Linked DNA regions of Homo sapiens: region 2 is linked to region 1. Evidence: chromatin loops called from intact Hi-C (ENCODE). Cell type or tissue: CD14-positive monocyte. All regions are shown on one strand. Links, peaks and the distances in the headings refer to the core of each region. The heading gives the core; the rest is flanking DNA.

Region 1 (8,547 bases), core at 2,122-7,121:
AACATCAATAGAAAACGGCGACAGTAACGTGACCCCCGGCAGAGCTGTCACTGAGGCGGCAGCCAAAGCCCGGTCCCAAAGCTCCTCCTCAAATGGGGTGGGTGCAGGCATCAGGGCTGCACCGGGGCCAGGGCACCGGGGCTCCCTGCAGCGGGTCCTGGGTGTGCGGCCGAGGTGTGTCTGCTGTGCCCCCCAGCCCCTCCCCACCCGTGACCTTGGCATCGATCACAAAAGGGAAGGCTCTTATCAATCAGTGCTTTGCTGTCCTTCTCATTCAATCTTTATCAAGCGACAGCTCCGCACTGGGCGACACCGTGGGGTGTGTAATTATTCATTAACTGGTGCTAATTAATGTTTATGTAGACATTCATTGTGTTGTGTGCCACGCACTGCCAACAGCCACCCAGAGGCTTCCATTCAAGAGGGCTGTCCCAGTTGTGTCGGCAGCTGCCTCTGCAGACCCCCTGCCTCCCTGGCGGGCCAGGCTCCCCCTCTGGGCCCCTCACCCGCTCTGGGGAGCTGCCCGGATGCCCCCTCAGCACCCACCCTGAGAGCACGGGGGCACTCCCTTCCCCTGAATCAGCTCGCGATCTCCACGCCAAGCCCTGGCCTCCCCTCCCATCTCCACGGCCCTGCCTCAGCCTCAGCTCTGTGCCCCTCCCCTGTGTCCCCGGCTCCTCTCCTGTGTAGCCCGCCCCTACTCCCTCCATCCAGAGAGGTCCAGCCTGGATGCCCACGCCTCCCATCTTCTCACTGATCTGTCCCCAAGACACAGCTCCGCCAGGGTCACCGAGGCCTCTGTGCTGCCTCATGGCAGGGCTGGAGCTGGGATGGCCTCTCTGGATTTTGGGCCTGTGGCTCTCGCCCTCTGCCTCCTTCCCAGCCCTTCGCCCTGGAGCGGGGCAGCCTTGTTTCTCCTGACTTTCTGGGCATGGTCTCTCAGGCTTTGGGTCCTTCCTGACTCAGGGATCTCAGCTCGGAGCCACCTCCTCCAAGAAGGCTCCCGGCTGCACCCACTTCAGGCACCTTCTGTCCTAATGCCCGTCTCCCTCCTGGCCTGCTGCCCCGTCCTTCTCTCCAGGACGACTTTGAAGCCATCCCAGATGTGCTATGATTTCATCTCCAATAATAATAATAAAAGCAACAATGTGTGCAGCTGAGGGGTCCTGATATGCATTGCGGGGCCTCACAGGGGCTTGGACCATGCTCGGCCTTGGACAGACACAGCCGGGAGGGAAGCATCCCGCTCCTGTTAACACACGTGACCCGCAGGCTCTGCAGGACATGCCGGCTCTTTTGCACAACCTCTTGGTGCAGCAGGGGGGTGTTGAGGGACCAGGAAGGGTTTGGTCCCCTCCTCCACCCCCTCTGCCTCCCTCCCCATCAAGTGGGCTGCCCGCCTCCTGGGTTGGGTCCTGGCTCCTCTGGAGGGGCTGCTGTGCCCACCGCCCTCCTTGCCATCTCTTCTGGCCTGGGGTTGGGGAGGGGGCTGGCAAGGGCGAGGCTTCTCATCCATCTTGCAGGGCTTGCCTGGGGCCACAGGGCTGCGCTGGCCTGGGGGGCTCTGTGCGCCTTGGGCTGGGGCGAGGCAGCTGCCCTCCGACCTCCAGGTCACTGAGGATGGGGTGCCGCCCTTCCCCCAGGGGCAGGTCACGTGGGGTGCCCCGGACAGGTCAAGGAAGGGGCTCTCATGCCTGGGGCTGGTTGGGGCCACCTGGGGGGGAAGGTGACAGTGCTCTTGTCCCCAACCCTGGGCTGCCTGGTAAGACCTGAGGGTCTGGGATGAGCTCAGGGCCTGCAGCCCTCTGATGTCTGCACAGACACAGCTCTGTGGGAAGCAGGTGCCCTGGTGAGACCCTTTCGCCTCTGGGCCCCTCCACCTTCCCCTGCTCCTCACAGATGCCCCCTGCCCATCACAGGGCCTGAGGCAGAGGCTTTGAGGGGGCGGGGCCTGGAGAGGGCCTGGGGCGGGGCATGGGGGAGATGGGCGTGGTAAGCAGGTGGAGCCTCTTGAGGATGACACTGGGGTGGGGCTGGGGAGGGGCCGGGGCCCTAGGCTGACCCCGGGAGGGAGCATCACCCTCAGCTGCAGGCAAGGGACGGGGCTGCTGGTGAGAAGCTCAAGCACAGGCCCTCAGTGAGGCAGGGAGAAAATGGCACAACCGCGGTGCCTTCCTAGGACTCTGGCTGTGCTGTGGGAGTCGGTGCTGTCCACTCTGTTTGAAGCTCTCAGGTGGAAGGGGCAGGTGGGGCATCTGAGGCACCGACCTCAGCTCCCAGCCCTGAGCAGAGGACGAAGGAGCCCAAGGTCCGGGAGAAGCCCCTTTTCCCATCTCTGGGGCATGGGAGGGGCCTGCACTGGCTGAGACCCAAGTTTCCAGCAGGTGAACATCGGTCCTGGTCCCACGTGCAGGGCAAGGACGACCCTGAAAAGCCCCTGAAAAGCTGGGGTGCCCACCGTGTCTCTGAAAGGCTGACGTTCCCACCGCATCTCTGAAAGGCTGACGTTCCCACCGCGTCTCTGAAAGCTGGCGTGCCCACCACATGACGTTCCCACTTCATCTTCTTAGGTGCTTTTCTTGAAAAGTTTTGTTTTTGTTTTTGTTTTTTTTTTCAGGTAACAAACTGTCACCAAGGTCATGCCTAGGCCCTGTCTTGACAGCCCTCAGTGGCCCCGGTGTGTCCCCTGGGAGCACAGGCCCCATGGGTGGCCCGGCTCTGACCCCACGGGCCCTTCCTTCTGCCGAGGGCACTTCTCAGGCTTGGGTGCACAGGGCTTGGGTGTGTGGCTCCTGCCTGGGGCCCACTGAGCCCTGAGCTGCACCAGGCCTCGACCTCGGAGCTGAGGTCTGGGTCATCCTCCCAGGGAGGGTCTGGGAGACCTCAGGTCAGAGTATCCCACAGACCCCACAAGTGACATCCCAGCTCCTCAGGCCAAATCTCCTGGACCCCAGAAGGAGCAGCTGTATCAAGAGGAAGGCTTTGGTGACGCTGCTGCAGGGACAAGGACTGCTCCGTATGGCAGAGCCAGGTGCGAGGGGCTCGGGTGCGACGGGGAAGCTTTGGCAGCAGGAAGCAGAGGCGCGGGACAGCGGGAGGGAGGGTCTGGTGTTCTAGTGCTCGGTGGAGGACCGCTGAACGTGCTTAGGCAGTGACATGAAAGCCATCAGGGCAGAGGGACAGGCAGAGGCCCCAGCATGCGAGAGGCAGGTGGGCGTGCGGGGTGCAGGGACCTGCGGAGGACATGGAAAGGTGTCAGCTGAGGGCCCTGATGTGTCTGGGGTCACCTGCGGAGGAAGGTCCAGGGGAGGAGCCTGCTGCAGGCGGGTGGGGAGGGTCTCAGCACCACAGCAGCCGGGGCCAGGGCTGGGCTGCAGGGCCAGGTGGGTCCAGTGAGTGTGCTCAAGCCGCCTCGTGGAGGGGAACTGGCAGAGTGCTGAGCAGAAGCCAAGGTGCCGCCACTCGAGGGGCCGGATGCTGGGGTCCCAAGAATGGTAAAGTGGGGAAAGCCGCTGAGGGCCTGGATGCTGGGGTCCCAAGAATGGTAAAGTGGGGAAAGCCGCTGAGGGGCCGGATGCTGGGGTCCCAAGAATGGTAAAGTGGGGAAAGCTCTGAGGGGCTGGATGCTGGGGTCCCAAGGATGGTAAAGTGGGGAAAGCCGCTGAGGGCCGGATGCTGGGGTCCCAAGGATGGTAAAGTGGGGAAATAGGACAACAGTGTCGGAGCTGGTGCTGGGCTTAGTTGGAGACACCCAAGGCCTGGTGCAGCTGAGGGCTCAGTGGGCCCCAGGCAGGAGCCACACACCCAAGAGCCTGAGGTTGAGGCTACAGCGGAGGCCAGAGGGAGCTGGGCTATGGAGGAGGATGCAAGGGTTCTGGGGCATCACCCTGTGGGCATTTGAGGTCCCCAGGACAATGGCAGGACAGGAAAGCCAGGTCTTTGAGGGTCCTGAGCACACGCCTGGGACAGCAGCTCTGGCCCACAAAGGCTATAGTGCCCTTGGAGCCTGGGGGGCTCTGGGCAGGGCCCACGGCTGAGTTGCCTGGAGCCTGGGGTGAGGGGTCCAGGACAGACACTGGGAAAAATCACCTGTGGTGACCCCCGCCTGGCCCTGCATCCCTCAGTGGCTCAGAGGTGGCCCGAGGTCACGCCGAGGCTCCGTCCTCTCCTCAACCCCGTGTGGTTTACCACGTCCTCATCAGCCAGGGGGTGACTAACTGCCAGGAACAATTGGCAAATGGGACCGTGGGTGGGAGCCCATCCATCCTCCAAGCCCACGGTCCAGGCCAGCGCAACAGCTTTCCAGACCACAGGCTCCTGTCGGGGATTTCAGAAGATCCGGAAATCATTTTACGACCGCATTACCTTTAGCCAACCTTGCTCATTGGAGGAAGGTGAAGGTTTGGGGAAGTAAACGCAGCCGCGAAGCCCCAGCCCAGTGCTCTGCCCGTGAGGCCGTGGGAGGGGCTGGTCTCACTTCCACTTCCACTTCCTGTTTAATTTTCATAGGCTTTAAAATCACACAGGCAGAGTAGGGAGGGCAGGCGCTGCCCTAGCAGAGAGCTGGGTCAGATGTGGGTTCACAGGTGGAGCCTGGCACATTCGTCCCCGAGAGTGAACAAACAGCACCCCGGGCCCGGCTGCCCATTCCTTGGGATAGGAGGACAGCAGGACAGGAGGCATCGAGGACACAGCAGCTTCCTGCTCTCACACGCTGAGGGGCCGGGGCCAGGCCTTTGCGCACCAGGCATCCCCTCAGTAGGACTCAAGGCACTGCACGCCCCCCAGGGGTCTCCTTCCTGCCTCCAGTCAGGCTGTGGGACCTGAAGCTCCCCAGGGGCCTTGTCTGGCTTGGCTCTGAGGTGGGTCCCAAGTGTCACATGAGCCTGGTGAGACACAAAACCCAAACAGGGCCAGGAGACCACCAGGGAGGCCAATGCTCTTGGGGTGTGGGTTGGAGGGGCCAAGCCTCTGAAGCTGGTGTCCCCGCCTGCTGGCCATGTTGGGGTGCCTGTCTCGTGCCACCTGCTTGCAGGCCAGGGGGTTGTCACTGTATTTCCTCCAGGTCCTGTGCTGCTCAGGACTCCCTGACCCACTGGAGGGGATTAGCAGCTGAGGACAGCTCTGAGAAGCCTGGTCGGCCCCGGGTCCTGCCCAGGCATCTTCAGCTGCGTCTCCTCACCGGGTCTCTGAGTGAGAGACGAAGCCAGCTGGACTTCCTGGGTTGAGTAGGGACTTGAAGAACTTTTCTGTCTTACAAGAGGATTGTAAAATGCACCAATCAGCACTCTGTAGCTAGCTAGAGGTTTGTAAAATGCACCAATCAGTGCTCTGTAAAAACGCACCAACCAGCACTCTGTAGCTAGCTAGAGGTTTGTAAAATGGACCAATCAGCACACTGTAAAATGTTCGAATCAGCACTCTGTAAAATGGACCAATCAGCAGGACATGGGTGGTGACAACTAATGGAACAAAAGCTGGCCACCCCCCAGCCAGCAGCAGCAACCTACTCTGGTCCCCTTCCATGCTGTGGAAGCTATGTTCTTTCCCTCTCCACAATAAATCTTGCTGCTGTTCACTGTTTGGGTCCACACCACCTTTAAGAGCTGTAACACTCACCGCAAGGGTCCGTGGCTTCATTCCTGAAGTCAGCGAGACCATGAACCCACCGGAAGGAACAAACTCCAGACACATGAGGACCTGTCTGTGCATGAATGCAGCTGTGTGTGCTGTGACAAAAGCAGCTCTGTGGGACATAGGAGTGCTGGGTGTGGGGGTCCCAACCAGATGACCTACCGGGACCTGTGGGCCCAGTGCTAGCCAGGTCTTAGTCAATGCCACTTAAACTAGCCAATTGGAGGCCCTTTTCCACTGGACATGCTGCCGGACTCATCTCCCCTTCTGGACTGAGGGCCTGAGGCCTGAGACTCCATGACCTGTGGGTCAGCACGGGCCAACCGCCTCAGTGGATGGAGCCCAGAGGCTGGATGTGGCCAAGGGCCTGAGTTCTATGGGGCCTTAGGCATCCTGGTGCCCCTTCCCATGGGGTGGGCAAGGCCCGCTGGAGGTTGTGAGGTGTCGAGAGCTGCAGGACATACCACAGGGCGGACGGCAGGCTCCTGGTGGCCACAGTGGGCCCCTGACCACTGACTTTGCAGAATGTGGCCAACTCTTTGTGGAGGGGGAAGAGGGAAGCTGACTCTGCCATGGCCTCTGGGGGTGTCCGTGCTGTGTCAGCAAGTGGGTCTTGGGTGCTCATGGGACCCTGCTGAAGCATCCTTGCTGGGGCCTTCCATAGAGCAGTCACTTAACTGTCTCAGGCCTTCTTCTCGTACAGGCTCTTCCATGGGGTTTTGCTCCCCTAGGGTCCAGCAGCTGAAAGCACAGCAGCCTCCCTGGCTCTTCTCAAGGCCAGCGTCCAAGGAGGGATTGCTGGGGCTGCAGGGAGCACAGGCAGGGCCTCCACCCTGGCCCACCACACTCGCTGGGCAGAGCCCCGCACAACCAGCCCTGAAGCCTGGGATTGCACCTGCTACCCTGCAGGCTAGGTCCTGTTCCAGCCCCAAGCTTTCTCTCCTCCTGTCCTGGCCCCTACAGGTCACGGTGGCTCTGGGAGCCCTGGGAAGGCCCGGGAAAGAGGAGGTCAGGGAAAGTGACTTTGCTTGTCCCTGCAGGGTCTGGAGCAGCTGCCAGGGCTTATCAGGAGGAAAGTCTACCCCGAGGTCACACCTGTCCTTGTGTGGTCCCAGCACTGACATTGGGCAGTCCTATGACCATGCCACCCGGGAGCTTTTTTCAGAAGTGGTGCTAGTGCCAGGCTGTGACCCCAACACCAGCTGCCCTGCCCTATGAGGCCAGCCCTGGGGTCTCCGGATGGCCTTTTGCCGTCCTTTGCCCTTTACCCGACTGGAGACTGAGGCTTGGCTGTCTTAATCCCTGAATGGCCTTGTTCTCGGCTGGGGCGCCATATACTTGGGGCCAAAACCGGGTTAAGGATGGGGCGAGCGGCTCGGGAGACAGCCCCTCCTACCAATAAAGTTCACAGAATTACAGGGCTTGGACTTTGTGACACCTGATTATGTCTGTTGCGACACCCACTTCCTGCTCCCGGATAACTGAGGCAGGAGAGGCCACCCCACAGCTTGTGGGGCTTGAATGGCCAGGAATGGGGTTCCCACCTGCTGCTGCCTCTGTCCAAAGACCAGGATGGGGACTGGGAAGCCTCATGTTTAAAACTTGGACTCAGAGGGTCTCCAGGTGCACCCTGCAGGGACCCTCACCCCTCTGAGTCCAAGTTTTAAACAAGGGACAAGGCGTGCCACTTTGGAGTCAGAGTTGCTTCAAAGTGGGGGCTGTAGCCTGGAGGCCTAGACAATGGCTGCCAGGCTGACTGGGCAGTGGAGAGGGTGAGTGCTGGGGGCACCGAGGGCAGTGCCGGGGCCTCAGGAGCAGCTGCCCAAGGATGGCTCTTCCCTGGACCCTCATCGCAGGCCCGCCCCCTCCTAGAGACCCAGTGGGCTGCAGCCTGTCCAGGTAGGGTGGGGCTGGGGGTACGAACTGTGCAGCCCTCAGAAGCTGCAGACCTGGGTCCACTGCCCCTTCGCTGGGAGTCTTGGCACGGGAGATGGTCAGGGCCACAGGGGCCAGGCAGCCAGGCCCATGACCTTGGGTGTGGTCTGCCCAGGACAACCCTCCCACACCGGCCCACCCCTGGGCCACCTGCCACCGTGAATCCAATGCAAGGCTGTTGTGACACTCACTCCCTGCTCCCAGATAACTGAGGCAGGAGAGGCCACCCCACAGCTTGTGGGGCTCGCTGGCCAGGGATGGGGCTCCCACCTGCTGCTGCCTTTGCTTTGCTTGCCTGACGCTGAGGCACCAGGTTGGAGGAAGCCCTGGCTCTGTGGGGGGGATGCAGGAGCTGGCACCTCACCTGCCTGCTGTGTGTCAGGGCTGGTGTCAAGCCTCCCGCCCAGAAGGGGGCTGGACGTGCTGGACAGTGGCAGGACAAACCGCCAGTGCTGGATTCCACATAGGCTGTGCGCTGTGGGTTCATGCTGCGTCTGCCTAGCGCAGGCAAACGAGTCCAGCTCTGCCCAAACAGGCCGCCTCGCACTGGGAGCAGAGCCTCACCAGGATGCTGCACGTGGCACCTCCTCCCTCCCGTCTCTGCAGGTGCCGACTCGCTGGTGCTCAGTAGCCAGAAATGCACAGTAAATAGGTGTCCTTCGATTCCAAGGAATAAATACCACTTTTTGTCCCACTTTAATATGCCACACAATAATCTGTCTTTGGATTGGGATGCAGTGACGTGAGACATCTTGGTAAAGTCAAAACTGTCTCTCTCAGTTCCGGTAGCTTCAGATCCGACTGCTCTGAACCAGCAAACAGAGACTCCAAATCACAAACCTCCCTGGGAGCCACAAAGCCATTCCCTTTCTCTCACAGGAGCCCATCTATTACTTGTGTTTGAGACACGGCCACCTCAGCGTGTCTCCGTGCTGATTCCCACTGCCCTGAGCCCTGGACAGGGGACCTGTGAGGGCC
Region 2 (8,547 bases), core at 1,962-6,961, 63 kb after region 1:
ACCGTCAGTCTTCGTGTGTTGGGGCGTGATGGGGATGGTGTCTCAGTCCTATGTTCTCGTGCTGCTGTGTTTGGGATGTGTCAGTTTCCCATGACTGCTGGAACAAGCTACCCCAGCCTTAGGGGCTCAGAACAACACGCAGGACTCTCAGGCTTCTGGAACACGGCCCCCACTCCCTCCCGAGGCTCTGGGCCAGGATCCTCCCGTCGCCTCCAGCTTCTGCTGTATCGCTCCATGGCCGGCTCCTCTGTGCCTCTTCTCTCTGTGTCTCTCTTCTGTCTCTTAGAAGGACATTGGTGAATGCATTTAGACCCCCAGGCCCCACCCCCCGATAACCCAGGAAAAGCACCTCTTAAGATCCCTATGTTTATCACAGCTTTTGCCTCAGAGGTGACATTCGAAGCGCTGGGGTTTTGCACAGATTTTGGGGGAGGTCTTAATCAGCTCAGGTGGCCATAGCAGAAAACCACACACGGGCAACCCGAGCAGCAGACATAGGTTTGTTGAGCAGCAGACACAGGAAGCTCCCACCACTCTGGGGTGGAAGCCGGAGATCCTGGCACCAGCTGACTGGCCTCCTAGTGAGGGCCCTTCCTGGTTTCCCGGTGCGACAGAGAAAGGGGAGGGCAGCCCTCTCCTATGAGGGCACTGATCCCACTGGGAGGACCCCACTCCACACACCGCAGCACTGGGGTTGGGGTTCCACCCGTGACTCCTGCAGGAGCACAAACGTGCAGCCAATAGACCACATGCCTCTGGGCAGCAAAGGTCCCCTGTCACCTGCACTGCATTCTCCCGGTGCTGCCTCTGAGGACAAGGCTGGCTCCAGCGGGCTCAGTGCTGACTACCAGGATGCAGGAGGCCTGCCCGCTCGCCATAGCTGCGAAGCCGGCTGATTACATTTCAGGCTTTTGTTTATTCCCCATCCCAACCCGCTCCTTCATCCACACAGACTGCTCGGACCTGGACTCAGGCCAGGCTGGACACCAGGCAGACGGAGGGACGTCCCCAGCAGCCAGCTCCCTCTGTCCGAGCAGACGGAGGGACGTCCCCAGCAGCCAGCTCCCTGTGTCCAAACAGACGGAGGGACGTCCCTAGCAGCCAGCTCCCTCTGTCTGAGCAGATGGAGGGACGTCCCCAGCAGCCGGCTCCCTCTGTCCTAGCCCTGGGAAGGTGGGGTCCTCCAGAGCTCCCCTCCGCAGCCCCAGCCACTCCCATGCTCCAGCTCCTGCCCCCTCCCGGGGCTCTATCTCCCCACAGAGAAAGGGGGTCCCTCCGCTGGGCAGGCACAGCCTCCTTCCAGGCCTTGTTACGGGCACCTGCACACGTGCCTGTGCCACCTAAGCTGTGCCCGCGCCACCTAAGCTCTGCCCGCCACCTCGGCAGATGCCAGGGTCCACAGGAAGGCATTGGGTGCAACAGTCACTCAGCTGTTGTGTTTTCTTTCTCTTAGCCACAGTCTAGTCCTAGCAGCAGTGACCTTGGTTTGGAGCCCGGGTTGGGGACCCCAGTGATGCCAATTTTCTTTGCCCTCATCATCCCAAGGCGGCTGCTGCAGTTTCAGACATCACAACTTTGTTCAGCGCAAAGGAGAAGGGGGACAGGGTATGTGCCACTTACACGTTTCTTCTTCTGGAAAATCTAAACTTTACCTGAAAATGCCACCGTAGCCTCATGCTTGCTTCTCACCAACCCGAGCTGTAAGAGATGGCTCCATCCTCTACACCAGAAATGGGCAAGGCCCAAGAGGGCTGGGAACTGCCAGTCCCCTTGAGGGCCTTCTTATTTTTAATTTTTAGGGATGAGAAAACTGGAGTTCGGAGATGGGCTTGCTCACGGCCTCACAGCCAGGGAGCCTGCTCACCCCAGTGTGTGCCCAGCCAGAAACCTGCGTCTGGGCCCCCAGAGGCTGGGCTCCTCACAGTGGGGACCCACCATGTCCACTGCCTGCAGGAACCGACAGAGAGGCTGTGATGCTGAGCCCCGGCCTCATGCAACAAAGCTTTGCCCGACGGAATGCACCCAGCGGCAGTGGAGAGCAGTGCTGGATCCTGCGGGGTTGAGGCGGTGGAGCTTGGTCAGCATGGGGTGCAGGGGCAGGAGGGGGGACGTGGCCAGGGGCCAGGGGCCCGGGAGCAGTCAGGGCTGGTCGGCTGACCAGAGGCTCAAGGAGAAGGTGAGCTTTGAGTGATGGTCACTGGGCCATATGGGGTGGGGCAGCTCTGGCTCTGAGAGAACTCCTGCTTGGAGGAGGCCTTGGGCTTCCTGAGGCTGGTGGCCCCCAGGCCACACTCTGCCCTGGCCCTAAGGGACTCTGAGCTCTGGGCTCCCCGAAGCCTCAGAGATGAGGAGCAAGCAGCTGCAGGTCCCCAAGCCATAGTGGGGGAAGCCTGGGACTTTGCAGGGGATGCCAGGTTATATCTGATGCTGGCCCCTGGTCCTGATCAGCCTGCTTTTAACAGCAGATGGCGGAAAGAGAGGCAGAGGTGGTGTACTAGGCTGTTCTTGCATTGCTATAAAGAAAACCTGAGACTGGGTAATTTATAAAGAAAAGAGGGTTAATTGGCTCATGGTTTTGTAGGCCGTACATGAAGTGTAGTGCCAGGATCTGCTTCTGATGAGGCCTCAGGAAGCTTCCAGTTGTGGTGGAAGGTAAAGGGGGAGCAGATACATGACACTTTAAGAGGGGGGCAAGTCAGAGGGAGGAGGCACCTCACATTGTGAGAGGAGAGCAAGTCAGAGGGAGGAGGCACCTCACATTGTGAGAGGAGAGCAAGTCAGAGGGGGAGGCGCCTCACATTGTGAGAGGAGAGCAAGCCAGAGGGGGGAGGCGCCTCACATTGTGAGAGGAGAGCAAGCCAGAGGGGGGAGGCGCCTCACATTGTGAGAGGAGAGCAAGCCAGAGCGGGGAGGCGCCTCACATTGTGAGAGGAGAGCAAGCCAGAGGGGGGAGGTGCCTCACATTGTGAGAGGAGAGCAAGTCAGAGGGGGGAGGCGCTTCACATTGTGAGAGGAGAGCAAGCCAGAGGGGGGAGGCGCCTCACATTGTGAGAGGCGGGCTGTGAGAGAGGGGCAAGTCAGAGGGGGAGGCACCTCACATTGTGAGAGGGGGGCTGTGAGAGGGGGGCAAGTCAGAAGGGGGAGGCGCCTCACACTTTTTTTTTTTTTAATTGAGATGGAGTCTCACTCTGTCGCCCAGGCTGGAGTGCAGTGGCGTAATCTCAGCTCACTGCAACCTCTGTCTCCCAGGTTCAAGCAATTCTCCTGCCTCAGCCTCCCAAGCAGCTGGGATAACAGGTGCGCACCACCACACCCAGCTAATTATTTTTGTGTTTTTAGTAGAGACAGGGTTTCACCATGTTGGCCAGGCTGGTCTTGAACTCCTGACCTCAAGTGATCCACCCTCCTCAGTCACCCAAAGTGCTGGGATTACAGGTGTGAGCCACTGCGCCCAGCCACCACACACTTTTAAACTACCAGATCTACCAGAGTGAGAACTCACTTATCACCAACAGGATGACCCACGCCATTCAGGAAGGACCCACTCCTGTGATCCAAACACCTCCTACCAGCCCCCACCTCCAGCACTGGTGATTACATTTCAACATGAGATCTGTGGGGACAAACATCTAAACCATATCGAGTGGGCTCAGGAGGCAGCAGCCCTGGAAGATGCCGAGTGCCTGGGAGGACAGAGGAAGATGCCGGAGTTCACGGGTGCCATGTGCAGGTGCAGCTCCTGCCAGGCGGCTGAAGATGGGGCTCCAGGTGGTGGCAGTGCCCCAGCCCCACCAGTCCTTCCTGGGGAGAGGGTCACGGCTCAGTGGCTGAAGGGCTGGGGGGCTTGTCTGAAAGGAGTGAATGCCTGCCCATCAGGCACTTTCGGAAAAAGCTGGAAACCAAGATTTCCCTGAGAAGTCCTGGGCTTTCTGGTGTTGGGAACTATAGGAAGCAGCCGGCTTCTGCTTCCCCTCCAGGGTCCAGGAGAGAATTTGTTTTGGACAAACCTTCTAGGCCACATGCTTGGAGCACCTCTGACCTCACCCAGTGCCATGCCCCCCAGCTGAGGCCCGGCCCCTGCATGTGTTCAGGGATGTGAGGTCAGGGAGTGGTTCAGGGATGTGAGGCCTAGCACTGGTCCGCAGGCCTCTGGGAGCCCTCTGGGCCCCTTGCAGAGCGGGGCAGCACTTGGCTGAGGACTGCGAGGGCTGAGCTGTCCTGACCCAGTCCTGGGATAGCAGAGCCGCCCACCCTGCCTGGGGGCTCCTGGGTGTCTCCTGCAGCCACGCCACTTGTAGCTGGGTTCTGTCCTGGGACAGCAGAGACACCCAGCCTGTCTCAGGTCTCCAGGGCGTCTCCTGCAGCCACGCCACTTGTAGCTGGGCTCTGTGCTTGTTGTCAGTGCAGCCCCAGCAGCCCAGAGCGGTTCACAAGCTCCCAGACCGATTTACCTGCTCCAGTGAAACTCCTATGAGGGCACTGAAACTTCCCATTATTACAGGGCTCCGGCCCACAGCCATGGGGATGCCCCTTCCCACACCAGCTCCTGCAACTGGAAGGCTGTGGGCCACTCACTCTGAAGCCTCCCCTTTCCAGACACAAGGGCAGGAGTCAAGGGCAGTGGCAACATCCCCCAGAGATGCCGATGGACGGTGTTTCAACCTAAATCGGACAGCCGCACTCCCTCCCTGGCCACACAGCAGGACAGAGACCAGGACACAGCGGCCCACCCGCTGCCCTCACACTCCCCTCCTCCACGGTGTGAACTAAACCGCACACGTGGCCTGTTACTCGGACAAGGTGGGAAGGTGTGGCCCCACCCCCTCCTAAGACATTACGATGCGGAGAACCCCCAAGCCCACCCTCAACTGTGTTCACTGGAAACAGCCCAGCAAGGGCTACGTGTGCCTTCCGGTTTCACATTTGGGAAGTGGGTAAAATGCAGTATTGACAGTTCTCAAATATTGGTGTTGATCTTAACTGCTAGAGATACCGTGAGGGAAAAGAGCGCTTTTGTTCAACGTTTATGAATGGATAAAGGAGGAACTGAAACCAGCAAAGGGGCGGCTGGCCCTGGACCAGACGCGGCTTCGCCGAGGAGCTGTGGGCAGGGTGGGCCGGCACCTCCTTTCCTCTCGAGAAGGATGTGGAGAGCAGGTGGCTCGTGCCACCTGCCTCCCTGGCCCTCGTCCATGCCTCTGCACTGACCGCTGGGCTCCTGCCGCCCGGGGATGTGGGGAAAGGCCTTGGAGTGGGATGGAGGTCCGCGTGTGGGTGTGTGGCAGGTACCGGTGGATTGAGGTCCATGTGTGGGTGTGAACCTGGGTGTGAGACTGTGTGTGGGTGGGTGTGTACGTGAGTGTGCATGTGCACGTACACCTGTGTATGTATGCGTGTGAGGTGTGTGAACTGTGAGTGTGCTGTGGCTGTGAGCGTGTGCACACGTGAACTGAGCGTGACAGTGCGAATGTGTGTGCCGCGAATTCCACTGGCCACATGAATGCAGGCGAGGCCGCTCCGCTAGGCTGTGGATTTCCAGCATGGCCACGCTGGTTGCCTGTGTTGTCTTGTTGACACAGGATGGAGAAAGAACGATGCAGGATGCATCTCTGAGCCTGGCTCAGGCACCCAGAGGGAGCTGGGTTTGGGAGCAGCTGCTCTGCGTAGCCCTGGCTTGGATGCTGCGAGCCAGGTGGGCCTGGGGTGAGCGCTCGTCCCTGGGGTGGGTGGAGGCCCCCATTTCCCTCTCAAGTCCCCTCACTGTACATCACAGCCTCCTCCCACCCCCGCTCTGTTTAGAGAAAGCCCAGAGGCCCCTCAGGCTGAACCTCCAGCCCTCTTCTCTGACCATGTGGGTCTCCCTGTTTCCTTCCGCTGGCCTGGTCTCTGTAGGGCTCACTGAGCCTGCAGTCTGGGACCCACAGGCTTGAGGATTGAGGCTCGGGGCCTGGGAGCCTCCCTGGGATGTTCTAGAAAGCTATGGATGGGGCACCTGTCAGGGAGACAGCACACGGAGAGCCTCTCCCACCTGGGTCCTACCATAGCGGCCTGGGCCTGTGGGCTTAAAGAGCCGCTCCGGAATTTAACTGGGCCTGAGGGCTGGTGCCCTGTGAGGAACCCGGGATAGAACCTGGGGACAGAGGCCTCCATTAGTCCTTGGGAGCGGCAGGTAGCCCATGGGGTCACTGTGATCCCGGCACATTGTGGGAGCGTGCGCTGGGATGGGGAGGGGTCACTGTGAGCACGGTGCGTCGTGGGAGCGTGCGCTGGGATGGGGAGGGGTCATCGTGATGATGGCACAGCACACTCTCCTGTGGTCTAGGTTTAGGGATGCCAGTGAGACCCGCTGAAGCGTTGGGGCCCTACCCGAGGTGAGGCGTGCCCAGGTCTGGGGACTCCTGTCTTGGGGCCCCTCCCAGGAGAACCACCCCCCTCCTCTGGCAGGAAGCCCCCAAAGCTGTGGAGGAGCCCTGGGCCCACAGACAGCATCCCTGCTGCTGGGGACCCCAGGCCTGTGCGGGTGCCGCTGCCATGGGGCTGATGGGGCCCAGCCCAGCAGCCCCTGCCTTTGCTTTCCCGGCTTCTCTGCGGCTCTGTGCTTTTGCTGCCCCATTCCAGGCCGGAAGGCTCCCGCGCCTCCATGGATCTTCATGATTTGGCCAACCAGAGTGAGCACCGTGAGGAAGTGGAGACAGACACAACTTTCAGCAGCAGAAGACAGGATAATAAAGTTGGGTTTGGTTTATGATCTAACGTGACCATTAAAAGTGTTTAATAAACAACGTTAAAGACTACTTAGTGGCAGATGCATCCGGCAATGCTTAGCATAGCCTCATGACTGTCAATACGCACAGGCTTGAAAAACACCTGCAGGATACATGTGGGCATGTTAGTGTGGGTTATCTCAGCAGGGCGGCATATCGAATCTCGGTGCCCTTCTGTAGTGTCTATATTTTCTACAGTGAAGCTGGGATACTTTGGTGAGCAGAGGCATTGTTTTCAAAGTTCCCATTGGTACTTCCATCACATCCCCGTGTGGTTCTGTCCTGGACCGGCTGCCCACTGAGGTCCCACTCGCCCCTACCCTGCCCTGTCTGGCCAGCTGGGTACCTGCCCAGGAGGAAGAGGCTCAGTGTTTGGGGCCTGTGTTATGCCCTGAAAAGCCACTGCTGTTGGGTGAGGGCCCATGAGGCCTTCAGTTTGCCATCGTCATGTGCTTCTGAAGAGCCAGGATGCTGTCCACTGTTTGTCTCCTGGCGGGACAGAATTCCACTCAGTGCATATCAGGGGCAGTGATGGGGCTGGGGGTGTGAGGGCTCAGCTGTGCCCTGAACTCCTTCACAGTCTTGCAGGAGGGGTCATGGAGCCATATCTGGGTTTGCAATTTTTGGAAAGTTACGTGACGATCTGCACTCAGGAATGCTGAGTGTTCGGCAGGCCCCATGAACAGTGATCAAATGTGACGCTGTGTGTCCCACAGCCTAAGGGCTGTGGCAGAGACCAGGAGGGCCATCAGCTCCCACAGCTTTCGAGTCCACCTCAGGGCTCCTCCTTGCTGACCTCCCTGGGTTGTCAGTGGAGACAGCCACCCTCCCACAGAGCACCTGCCTGAAATGGGCCAGGCCGCCCCTGTGCCCTGGCTCTTGCTGCACATGCTGAGGTCAGCACGGAGGCGCCCTCGGGCACCAGCATGCCCTCGGGTTTGCAGCTTGTCAAATATCCCATGAAGGCAACCTGACCAAATGTGCTCTAACACCACTGGACCAATGGAACGTCTTGGGCTGAACAGATGCAGCCTTGCATCCACCGCCTGCCACCACCCTCTGTGTACACCCCCTGCACACACCTCTGCACACACCCCCCCTGCACACTGTTGCACATACCCCCTGCACACAGCCTGTGTACACTCCCTGCACAGATCCCCTGCACACAACTCCCTCACACATCCTCTGCACAAACCCTGTGTATACCCCCTGCACACACCTCTACACATACCTTCACACACCATGTATACCTCCTGCACACACCTCTGCACACACCTCCTGCACACACCTTGTGTACACTCCCTGCACACTGTTGCACACACCCCCTGCACATAGCCTCTGCACACAGCCTGTGTACACTCCCTGCACAGATCCCCTGCACACACCTCCCACACACATCCTCTGCACAAACCCTGTGTATACCTCCTGCACACACATCTACACACACCTCCTGCACACACCTTGTGTACACCCCCTGCACACTGTTGCACACACCTCCTGCACACACCTCCTGCACACACTGTTGCACACACCCCCACACATAGCCCCTACACACACCTCTGCACATACTGTTGCACACACCCCCACACATAGCTCCTGCACACACCTCCTGCACACACCTCCTGCACACACTGTTGCACACACCCCCACACATAGACCCTGCACACACCTCCTGCACACACTGTTGCACACACCCCTTGCACATACACCCTGTATATACCCCCTGCATACTCCTTATGTACAGCACTGCACATACTCCCTGCAGAGACCCTGTGTGCATCCT

The links. Peaks named below come from ENCODE experiments on the same cell type or tissue, not always from the same donor. Only the 100,000 strongest peaks of a DNase experiment are listed, where the experiment ranks them.
Region 2: a loop joins it to region 1, with 2.4 times the contacts of the local background. A loop is called at or near these places in 6 of 110 quality-filtered maps.

What each region holds. Positions count from the first base shown.
Region 1 is chr5:539,747-548,293 of GRCh38, forward strand. No RefSeq gene overlaps it. Among named protein-coding and RNA genes, the nearest start is that of MIR4456, 8.1 kb to the left of the region's middle. RefSeq lists an enhancer at 1,587-2,172. In CD14-positive monocyte, for the core only: no CTCF peak of the experiment used is centred there; a DNase peak (open chromatin) is centred at 4,365; H3K4me3 peaks cover 1,364 bases; H3K27ac peaks cover 485 bases; H3K27me3 peaks cover 3,232 bases.
Region 2 is chr5:602,564-611,110 of GRCh38, forward strand. CEP72-DT (CEP72 divergent transcript) reads right to left here. Exons shown (of 3, transcript NR_103444.1): 3 at 1-281. LOC105374608 (a long non-coding RNA gene) reads left to right here. Exons shown (of 8, transcript XR_007058672.1): 3 at 1,454-1,605; 4 at 1,800-2,077; 5 at 2,582-2,652; 6 at 3,250-3,297; 7 at 3,516-3,730; 8 at 4,502-5,047. Among named protein-coding and RNA genes, the nearest start is that of CEP72-DT, 5.4 kb to the right of the region's middle. RefSeq lists enhancers at 198-698, 699-1,199. In CD14-positive monocyte, for the core only: no CTCF peak of the experiment used is centred there; a DNase peak (open chromatin) is centred at 5,048; H3K27me3 peaks cover 2,489 bases.